Linked DNA regions of Homo sapiens: region 1 is linked to region 2. A link is an interaction called in ENCODE POLR2A ChIA-PET data of the cell type or tissue named here. Cell type or tissue: OCI-LY7. All regions are shown on one strand. Each heading gives the region's core, and the rest is flanking DNA. Links, peaks and the distances in the headings are about the cores only.

Evidence for each region. ChIA-PET counts read pairs that join two places held together with the same protein. Peaks named below come from ENCODE experiments on the same cell type or tissue, not always from the same donor. Only the 100,000 strongest peaks of a DNase experiment are listed, where the experiment ranks them.
Region 1: POLR2A ChIA-PET joins it to region 2 with 6 read pairs; 2 of 35 experiments call an interaction of 5 or more read pairs at or near these places.

The regions. Positions count from the first base shown.
Region 1 is chr9:123,072,495-123,077,874 of GRCh38, forward strand. It overlaps RABGAP1 (RAB GTPase activating protein 1), which reads left to right. Exons shown (of 26, transcript NM_012197.4): 16 at 1,058-1,183; 17 at 1,791-1,934; 18 at 3,751-3,792; 19 at 4,140-4,268. Among named protein-coding and RNA genes, the nearest start is that of MIR600, 36 kb to the right of the region's middle. RefSeq lists an enhancer at 1-501. In OCI-LY7, for the core only: a CTCF peak has its summit at 1,176; no DNase peak of the experiment used is centred there.
Region 2 is chr9:123,326,716-123,332,095 of GRCh38, forward strand. No RefSeq gene overlaps it. Among named protein-coding and RNA genes, the nearest start is that of CRB2, 27 kb to the right of the region's middle. RefSeq lists enhancers at 1-44, 45-544. In OCI-LY7, for the core only: no CTCF peak of the experiment used is centred there; a DNase peak (open chromatin) is centred at 2,747.

The DNA of each region.
Region 1 (5,380 bases), core at 133-5,132, 250 kb before region 2:
CCCTCCATGTCTTGTTTTGAACTCTTGCTGCTTGCCAGAGTGTTATAAGTGCTTGTTTAGAGTGAGGGGAGATGGGCTACTTAGCATCAGAATCACCACTGTGGGTTAGGCCACATCTCCTTGCATGTGGCAAAGTGAAGTTGCCTTCCATGACAAAGACTTCAAAGATCTGGGCTTTTGCCCCAGATACTCTTAACTTACCAGTAATGATCTGCTATGCTTTTCTCACTTATTACTTAATCTGATTTGCTCTTTAGTTCTGCTTTCTTCTCAGTGATTTCTGTGCTCAGCCCGCCTCCATCATCTTGTTCCATAGAAGCCTGCCCACCTTCTTGACTTTTTTGAAGGCTTGCTACATTCACACCAATCCTTAAATAACATTTCCAGTGCTTCTTTTTTCTCTTTTGAAAATATCTTGCCAAGTTCTCAGGGAAATAATTATCCATAAAACTATGGAAAATGTAGGTATTATTATAAATGTAAATAGAAGTGAAGGAGGCTTTTGTAGTACTTCAAGCATTACTGCAAGCCTTAGAATATGTAAGGTTCTTCTAAAACAAGCTATATTTTTAACAGTGAGGAAGAAAAACAATTTTGCTAGAATGAAATAGCAGCTAAGGGAGGAAAAATGGTTAAACAGAGGTCCCAGGATTTGGGAAAGATGACACCTACACTGTATATCAGCCTATTTCTGCTCAGCTCAAATTCTGTCCTTTCTACAAAGTCTGTTTCTGACTGCCTTAGGCAGATACAGGCCTTCCTGTTCTTGTATTATCACTGATGTCTAATTCCTATTACAGTTATTTTAATACTGGCTGTGTGAGAGACTCCTTGAGGACAGGAACCATACTGACAAAGAGTAGTCATTGTTAACTATTCCTTGTTTGAGTGAATAAATGTTTTAAACACAACCTTAGGCCTGAGTTTCTGCATAGCACTAAATTTTCTGGTAAGGCAATAATATAAAGCTGGATTTAATATCCTGAGAAAACTTCTGTATGTTTTGTGATTCCCCACCGCCATCCTCCCTACCCAACAACTTGCCTATCTGTTACAGATGCCTGAAGAACAGGCATTCAGTGTTCTGGTCAAGATCATGTTTGACTATGGGCTCAGGGAACTTTTCAAGCAAAACTTCGAAGATTTGCATTGCAAATTTTACCAGTTGGAGCGCCTCATGCAGGTAAAAAGAGAAACCAGCTTGTGTTTGACAAAAAGAGTACAGGACTAAGGAGCACCAAATTGAGGAAATGGTGCCAGGGAGCATTGGTAATTGCCTTAGCGATCCGTGGCTAAGGATGGGTTTCATTTTTATCCTTTATCACTATGTGATTATGATGCAAAGATTAACAAAGTGTTAAACTTTCACACCTCATGGATGTGAGCTGATAAACTCCCAAAAGATCAGATGACTTTGTTAGGGGTCTTTTCCACAGCTAACTCAGTCAAGAAGTACTCCCCAAGGCTCTGAAGCTGACTGGTTAGGAATCTCATAACAAAAGTGAAACAAACTTTCCCAAATGTTTTTTACTTTGGAGAGAAAAACAGGCTTTCCAAATACTTGTCACCATTTTGGGGATTCCTCTTTCTTTAGAACAAGTTTGTGGTCTGGAAAAAAGAGTTGAGTGCCAGCTTAATACCAGATGATAAGTGTTCTAAGCACTTTGGAGATTTTTAGAAAAACACAAGTATTTTACTTTTTTGGCCTATTCCTGGTAGATTTATGAGCCTCCTTAGTGGGAATTGGACAGATGCATATGTGCCCAGAACTAATTGGTTTGCTATTTCAGGAATACATTCCTGACCTGTACAACCACTTCCTGGATATAAGCCTTGAAGCACACATGTATGCCTCCCAGTGGTTTCTTACTCTTTTCACTGCAAAATTCCCTCTCTACATGGTCTTCCATATCATCGACCTGCTTTTATGTGAGGTATGTATCAGAGGCCACAGCACTTTGGCTTTTGTTTGCAGTGTACTTGAGGAGAACAGATTCTGTTTTGAGTGTCAGCTCTGTCAAAACAGAATTGGTCTCTTTAATTATTTTATTTTATTGCTAGGAAATCTAGGTTTAAGTGACTTCCTTGGACTAAAGCTAATGATCGTATTTGTTAAAGGTGTACTCTGAAAAGACGTACTGAATTAGACATTTGTATTAGTTCATATTAGTTTTGGCTGTATTGAATGAAGAAACCCAAAGTAACAGTGATTTTAAAAAATAGCTTTTTGCTCTCTTGTGAAAAAAAGTCAATGTTGGCAGTAGCGTGCCTTCCCCTCACTCTGGCTGTTAGCCGTATGGAGGAGTAGCACACCAGCCATTATATCATATTCAAGCCAGGAGGATTAGAGGATGGGAGAGGGTGCCTCCTCTGTTTTCAAAAGAGACTTCCTGGAAGTTCCATCCAGTATTTCCACTTTATGGTCAGAACTTAGTTACATGACCACACCTAGCTGCAAGGGAGACTTTTTAAAAAATAAGCTGAGCAGGAATTTGCTAAAAATTAGAGATTTATTACTAAAGAGAAAATAAGATATTAGAGTAAATAACAGTCTTTGCCATGACGTAATTTTGGATTTTGTGTGGTGTGTTTAAGAAAAACATAATTATAAAAATAATATATGTTTATAGAAAATATAAGTAAAAATAATTTAAAATACTACAAATCCCACTGTCTATAGGTTACCTCCTTTAACAGTTTGGTTAAAAGCAGTATCCTTTCAGCCTTTTTTATGTGTTCATATATGTGTATGTATAATTACTATACAGAATAGTATGGTTTCCATATGGATGGAACACTATATATATTATGGTTCTCCTATGTGTATATTTAAAAATATGATTGTTATTTATACTCTTTGGTATCCTCTTTTTAAATTTCATATACTTGAACATACACATCTGTACTATCCTTTTTAATTATGCTATATTCAAAACATACAAAAATTCATAAAGAATTTGTATCTACCACTCAGCTTGAAATATTCTAAGAAACAGAAGAAATAAATATTACCAAATATGCCGTTTTTCTTAGTTGCTGCCAAGTATCCCATTATTTGGATGTGCTATACTTTATGTAACCAATTTCTAATCACAAACCTTTAAATTGTTTCTAGCTTTTTAGTAGTATAAACAACCATCTGTTAAGTAGCTACTAAAGGCCAGGTGGCATGCTAAGTAATTTACATAAACTTTTCAGCTAATTATCTCAGAAAACCCATAGGAGAGTATTAGTTATGGAAACTGAGGCCCAGCAGCTTAAGCAGTTTAACTTGATCAACAGATGTTAGTGCTTCCTCTCCTTTGTTCTTAGCCCCAGGATTTGCAGAATGGAGGGAGCCTTGAGCAGATTCAGTTCTGGAATATAGGGCTTATCGACAGAGTGGTTGCTGTGCATGGATTGGGACAGCACAAGATAAAGGAAAAGTTCCCCAGGAGTTATTTCCTGAGAGATCACAACTTTATGACTGATCTTTTGGTTTGGAAGCATGGAATGCTTTGGAAAAGCATTTCTTATTATTGAATATGAGAACAGGGCAAGAAAAGCTCTTCTCTCAGAAAAAGGGGAAGCTAGGTCTTTAAGCAGCTTTTCAATGGCCCTTTAGTTTTTATTTTTCAAGGTAGTTCTGAGATAATGCATTTCCTTCCTTAAGTTTTCACAATTTCTTTAAAAATGTGGGGTATAAGGACAAATAGCATAATAGTCGAGATATAAAAACTGACAGTGTTCTTTTTGTCTGTTCTCTTTCAGGGAATAAGTGTTATTTTTAATGTCGCCCTTGGATTATTAAAGGTACTCATTTATTTATTAGCTGAGTTATCTGTCATTCCCTGCTCTGCACTTGCAATACATTGGTTGTAGTCTCATTCTGAGCAGTCACTGTGCACTAGCATTACCCATGACAGTGGATGTATGCAGGTGGCTCTGACAAAAGCGAAGAAATATCTTCTGGGGATTATAAAAGTGCTGGAAATCTAGCATTACCCCTAACAGTGGATGTATGCAGGTGGCTCTGACAAAAGCTAAGAAGTATCTTCTGGGGATTGTAAAAGTGCTGAAAAGTGCTGAGAATATAAAAAACTTCTTGTGCATCCTTATAGCAACACATTTTTTCTATATGTGTTTGTATTTTCTTCAAGACTTCGAAAGATGACCTGCTGTTGACAGACTTTGAAGGTGCCTTGAAGTTCTTTAGGGTTCAGCTTCCTAAGAGATACCGCTCAGAAGAAAATGCAAAAAAACTAATGGAATTAGCCTGCAACATGAAGGTAAAATAATTTTGCATTAGTTAAGATTCTGTTTTTCACTTAGTGTCTCACTATTCCTGATCATTTATAATACATAATTATTTATGTATTATATTTATAACATTTATAATACATATTAGTGTTAACATTTATAATATATAAATAATATTAATGATGTTTTCTTCTGTATTATATAACTCTTAACCTTTTTTTCCCCAAAATACTTTCCTATATATTATAATCCTACGAATGAAATCTCGTTGTCCCCCCAACCGCCAAACTATAGAAGAGTATTAATATCCCTGTTTTGAGACAAATCAAAACAAAAAGAGGTTGTAGTTCCCTAGTTGTACACCTGGTTAGTGGCAGAATTCAGGTTTCAGGTTTCATGATTTCTTCTACTGTGCTGGTTTTTTGTTTTTGTTTTTTTTTTTTTCTTTTTTTTGAGACAAGGCTAGAGTGCAGTGGCACAATCATAGCTCATTGCAGCCTGGACCTCCCAGGCTCAAGCGGTCCTCTCACCTCAGCCTCCTGAGTAGCTGGGACTACAGGTATGTGCCACTACACCCAGCTAATTTTTAACTTTTTTTTGTAGATTTGGGTTCTCACTATGTTGCCAAGGCTAGTCTCAAACTCCTAGGCTCAAGTGATCCTCCCACATTGGCCTCCTAAAGTGCTGGAATTACAGGAGTGAGCCACCACGCCTGGCCTTAACTTTCAACATTTGTTCTGGTCAGAAGTTCCCTAAAACAAAGCTAATAATACATGAAGAAAACTCAGTTTTATCACTTCAAGTGGCATTTGTGATTCGCACAATTTTTTTAAAAGTAAAAAGGTATAGGATCTTCTTGTGTTCATGTTATCATAACATTGTATTGTATTGTATTGTATTGTATTGTATTGTATTGTATTGTATTGTATTGTATTGTATTGTATTGTATTGTATTGTATTTATTTTCTGTGGGGCTTTTTTTGAGACAGGGTCTCACTCTTGTTACCCAGGCTGGAGTGCAGTGGTGCAGTCACAGCTCACTGTAGCCTCAACCTCCCTGGACTCACTTATTTAGGGCTCAGTTTCTGCTTTTGTAAAATAATATTTTACTTCTCATTCTGGTTATGTGTCAGACTGAGCT
Region 2 (5,380 bases), core at 319-5,318:
CTGTTTCCCCCCAAGTTCCAGTTTAAAATGAAACCAAAAACAACTGCGGGGAAGGACCTGGTTGGCCTGGCTTGGGCCAGCAGCCCACTCCTTCTGAGCCAGTAGCTATGGCTGGAGGGTGAGGTCATGTGCCAGCTCCTGTAACATGAGGTCATATGGCAACATGAGGTCACGTGACAACTGCAGGGCCCACCTGCCTAGACAGGGTGGGGAGAGGAGCTGGTCTCAAAAAGGAGGAAGTGCTTTTGAGAAGGAATGGTGTGGGGAGGGTGGGTTGGCCCTCAAACCAGTAGGGATCTCACAAGGCCAGCGGGGTGCTTGTTGTGGAGCCTTTGGGAGGCTGCAGTCCCAAGCGATCCTTACCTTTTTGGTGCCCTCGACCCCTTTGGCATCGAGTGAAGCCTGTGGACCCTTTCTCAGGATTTTTTGTTTGTTTGTTTGTTTTGTTTTTGAGACAGAGTTTTGCTCTTGCTGCCCAGGCTGGAGTGCAGTAGCACGATCTTAGCTCACTGCAATCTCTGCCTCCCAGGTTCAAGCAATTCTCCTGCCTCAGCCTCCTGAGTAGCTGGGATTACAGGCAAGCACCACCATGCCCAGCTAATTTTTGTGTTTTTAGTAGAGACTGGGTTTCGCCATGTTGGCCAGTCTGGTCTTGAGTTCCTGACCTCAGGTGATCCACCTGCCTTGGCCTCCCAAAGTGCTGGGATTATAGGCATGAGCCACCACACCAAGCCTCTCAGGATCATATTTTCAAATGCATCAAATAAAATATCTAGCATCGCAGAGTAAACCAATTACATTGGTTCTGTCCACAGCCCCCTTGAGGACTCAATATTGAAGGAGTGTGAAAAGACAGGTTAATTAGAGATTTGCTCAGACATCTCCTGGAGGAAGGTGGTGGGAGCCGTGGCCTTTCCCTTGAGGGTGGAAGTTGGTGGACCCGTCTGGGTCTGGGGTGGCCCTGGGGAAGCTGGTAGTGAAGGGAAATGGGAGTGGGTTGACTGCTAAGACAAAGGTGACACCAGTCAGGGAGCTTGGCTGCTGGTGGCAAGCACAGACTCCAGCTAACCTGAAGGAGTGGTTTGTAAAAGTATCGGACTCCAGCTAACCTGAAGGAGTGGTTTGTAAAAGTATCGGGTAGCTCATGCAATTGACGGAGAAACTAGAGAAACAGGCTTGACGAGAACCCAGAGAGTTAAGATCTGCCAAGCTGCCACCTGGGAGCTGACTGCCGGCCAGCTGGTCACTGTGGCCCCATCTGACACCTCCAGCCATGGAGATGACGCCCACACAGCACGAGATGTCCTTCTATGGCGGCACCCTTTAAATGGCAGACTGACTCTGTGCCTCAATGTCACTCTACAGAGTCCTGGGAGGGCATGTCCAGCTGGCCACACTCTAGGCTGCACGTCCATATTCTAGTCACTGGAAGCACAGAAGATCTGTCCCAGGCAGCTTCTGTGGGGAGAGGCGGGGGGGGGTCCTTCCACTATCTTGGGATTCTCCTAATAGATGCTGGTCAACCAAAGGGGTGAATGTCTGATGGCTGGTTCTGAGGTGTGTGTGTATGTATACACAGAGAATATGTGTGTATGTGTACATCGGGCCATGTGTCATGGCTCACGCCTATAATCCAAGCCAGGAGTTCAAGACCAGCCTGGGCAATATGGTGAAATCCCATTTCTACTAAAAATACAAAAATTAGGTGTGGTGGTACATGCTTGTAATCCCAGCTACTTGGGTGCTGAGGCATGAGAATTGCTTGAACCTGGGAGGTGGAGGTTGCAGTGAGCCAAGATTGTGCCACTGCACTCCAGCCAGCCTGGGGGACAGAGTGAGAATGTCTTTAAAAAAAAAAAAAAAAAAAAGCGTACGTGAACTAAGCTATGTCCCCTCTTAAGTGCTGTTTTGTTGGGATTTCAGGCCTGTGGCATTATCTAATGACGTGAAACTCAGGATACAGGCTCCTAACTTTCCCCTCAAAAAGGAAATACTGCTGGGCTTGAGACAGAGAATAGGATGAATAGGACCTTTCAGGAAATAAACCAGACCTTCCAGCTTCTTCTCTGCAATCTTTTAGAAACCAGGACTGCTGGCTGGGCGTGGTGGCTCATGCCTGTAATCCCAACACTTTGGGAGGCTGAGGTGGACAGATCAGGAGGTCAGGAGTTCAAGACCAGCCTGGCCAACTTGGTGAAACCCCATCTCTACTAAAAATACAAAATTAGCCAGGCGTGGTGGTGGGTGCCTGTAATCCCAGCTACTCGGGAGGCTGAGGCAAGAGAATAGCTTGAACCCAGGAGGCAGAGGTTGCAGTGAGCAGAGATTGCACCACTGCACTCTAGCCTGGGTGACAGTGCGAGACTCTGTCTGAAAGAAAACAAACAAACAAAAAAAAACCAGGACTGCTGACTTCTTTTGGACTGACTTAGGAAGGACACTGGGAGTCTTGAACTTACCCTGGCATGGGACTTCTCTCTTGTGAGAAGTAAATGGACTTCTGGTGATCAATGGGACGAGGGTGCAAAAAGATGGTCCTTATTCTGAACCTCAAGCTGGGGACATGGGACATAAGTGACCTGTGTTTGCTGTTGCTCCCCCATCCCCATCTCACAACACTGGACTGTGAGCTCTGGCAGGGCAGGTCTGCTGTCTCATTCCTCTGCTCATGCATCTTCCAGCCCAGGCACCAAGACCTGGACAGTTGTTCACCAGCCTTTCTCTTCCTCCTGGGCACAGAGCCAGGTGACACCTCCCGGCTTCCCTGTGGTTAGGCATGACATGTGACTGAGCCTTGACTAGTGGGACATGGACGGAAGTGACATGGGCCACTTCTGGCCTGGACCATAAAAACCTTCAATGTGTAATCCTCCAAATTCTTCCCTCATCCAGACGAAAGCAGATGATTCTGAGTTCTAGGAAAAGGTGTCACCACAATAAGGAGGGAGGCTGGGTCCCTGAATCACGTAGTGGAAGGCTCATTGACCAACCAGGAACTCTGTCCTGTGAGCAAGAAAAGTCTATTGTGTTACTGGGGTGGGGGTGTTTATTAGAGCAGCTAAGGTGATACTAATACGCTCAGAAAATAGTTGCTGAACCGAGTTGTTCTGTGATCCTGGATAAAGCACTGCCCTGTCTGGGCCTCAGTTTCCTCAACTATATGAGAAGGCTGGACCAGGTAATCCCTAGGCACCCTTGCTCCTGGGAAAAAGGAGGACTTTAGCTACACACACACACACACACACACACACACACACACACACACACACGCACTCACACTCACCCTGTCACGCACACTCCTGCAGTGGGGCTGTTTCCATAGGGACAGGTCCTGAAATGCCTTTCTGGATACAATTTCTCACGAGCACCCAAACAAGGACAACGTTCCAGAACCTTGTTTCTAACAAATGTCGGTAAAACAAAAACACCCGCTACAGACCCATAAAATGTGAAGACCAACTCCAGTGATAAAATATGTTCGTTTCTATGTATTTTTATAGCTTTCCGGATAATAAAAGGAACCGTGTTCTAATCGGATGCGTTTGTTAAATCAGTGTGCAGTGCCTCTACCCTCCTCTTCATGCACAGAGAGAGCTGCAGGGAGACAGGAAGTAGCAGCTTTTGTCATTACCTTGGGAACCTTTGGGACCAAAGGCCATCCTTATTGCTGTTTTCCCAACTCCTCCAGGAATGGTGGGAAGCAGCGTGCATCAGGGAAGGTAGGAACAGCAGAAGTTGTCAAAGATGCTTCTTCCCTAGCTTCTAGGACAGTTTCTCTTTTTATTCTCATGGGGAGAGAGGTACCAGGGTTGCTGCAGAGATGGGCTGGGGCTTGGTCAGGTAGGCTCTGGGATCACGACGGGGGTTCACACATACGTGCCAGGCACTGTTCTAAATGCTTTGGATATATAATACTAACGTTAAAAAAATAACTTCAGCTTTTATTTTAGATACAGTAGGTACATGTGCAGGTTTGTTACATGGGTATATTGACTAGTCTAAACTTCATGATAACCTTTGTGTAGGCCCTCATTTTACAGAGAGGGAAACTGAGGCATAAGGAGGTTGACAACTTGGCCAAGGTCACACAGCCAGTGAGTAGAGAAGTTGGTATTCCCACGCAGCCAGCTTTGTCTCCAGATCTGCCTCTCTAGGCTAAGGCTAAGGGTTTTTGTTTGTTTGTTTGTTTGTTTTTTTGAGACAGAGTCTCACTCTGTCACCAAGGCTGGAGTGCAGTGGTGCAATCTCTGTTGCAGAGACCACAATCTCTGTCTCCTGGGTTCAAGTGATTCTCATGTCTCAATCTCCTAAGTAGCTAGGATTACAGGCACATGCCACCACGCCCAGCTAATTTTTAAAATATTTTTAGTAGAGATGGGGTTTCTCTATGTTGGGCAGACTCCGGACGTCAGGTGATCTGCCCACCTCAGCCTCCCAAAGTGTTGGGATTACAGGTGTGAGCCACCATGCCTGGCCTAAGAGAAGGGTTTTAATCCATATCCTAAAAGCAGAGGAAGAGAGCAGCAAAGTGAACACAGACTGTATACTGTGGTCTGTGATTCTGCCCCACAGGTGACATTGGGCGACATCTTGAGACATGTTTGGTTGTCACAAGTGGGGATGAGGTGCTACTGGCATCTGGTACATAGAGGCCAGGGATGCTACAAAACACCCTGCACTGCACACAACAGTTCCCAACACAAAGAATGCTCCAGCCCCAAATGTCAATAACCCAAGACTGAGAAACCCTGCTCAGAGGTCAGACGGGCTGCAGCCTCTGCCACTCTCCAGCTGTGTGGCCCTGGGCAACTGACTTCCCCTCTCTGAACCTCAATGACTTTAGGAGAACTTTGGGTAAGGCAATCATGAGACAAAGCCTGACACATAGGAAGTACCCAATAAATAACAACAATGACTGTTTTCCTCTGATTCTCCCCTGACCGTCGCCATCTCTCACCCTGCCCCAGGCCCTGCCACATTTCTTGACCAAAAAACAGAACCAAGCTCTTAACAGTGAACTTGGGAGAGTTATGAGTTTATATTCCCCTGCTCCCTTCTAGCTCTGCCGACGTCTTCCGCTCCTCTAATTACTTATTTAAAGACTATCGATTCCTTGGGCTGCTGCTGGGAGGCCTCGCAGAATTGCATGTCTCGCAAATAGCAAGAGAGCCGTGGCCTAGCGACTGGGGCCGCAGCCTGACATAACCAGGCAGGGGGTTATTTTCGCCCGGGATACTTGTGAAATATTCATGTGCTGATTTAAATACTGAGGATGTCAGAGCTGGAAAGGGCCAGAGAGATCATATCGGCAGAGTTTGCCCTCACTGGAGACTAGGCAGCTAGATGGGGTGGGGAGGGTGCCTGGCAGAGATGGGCACTG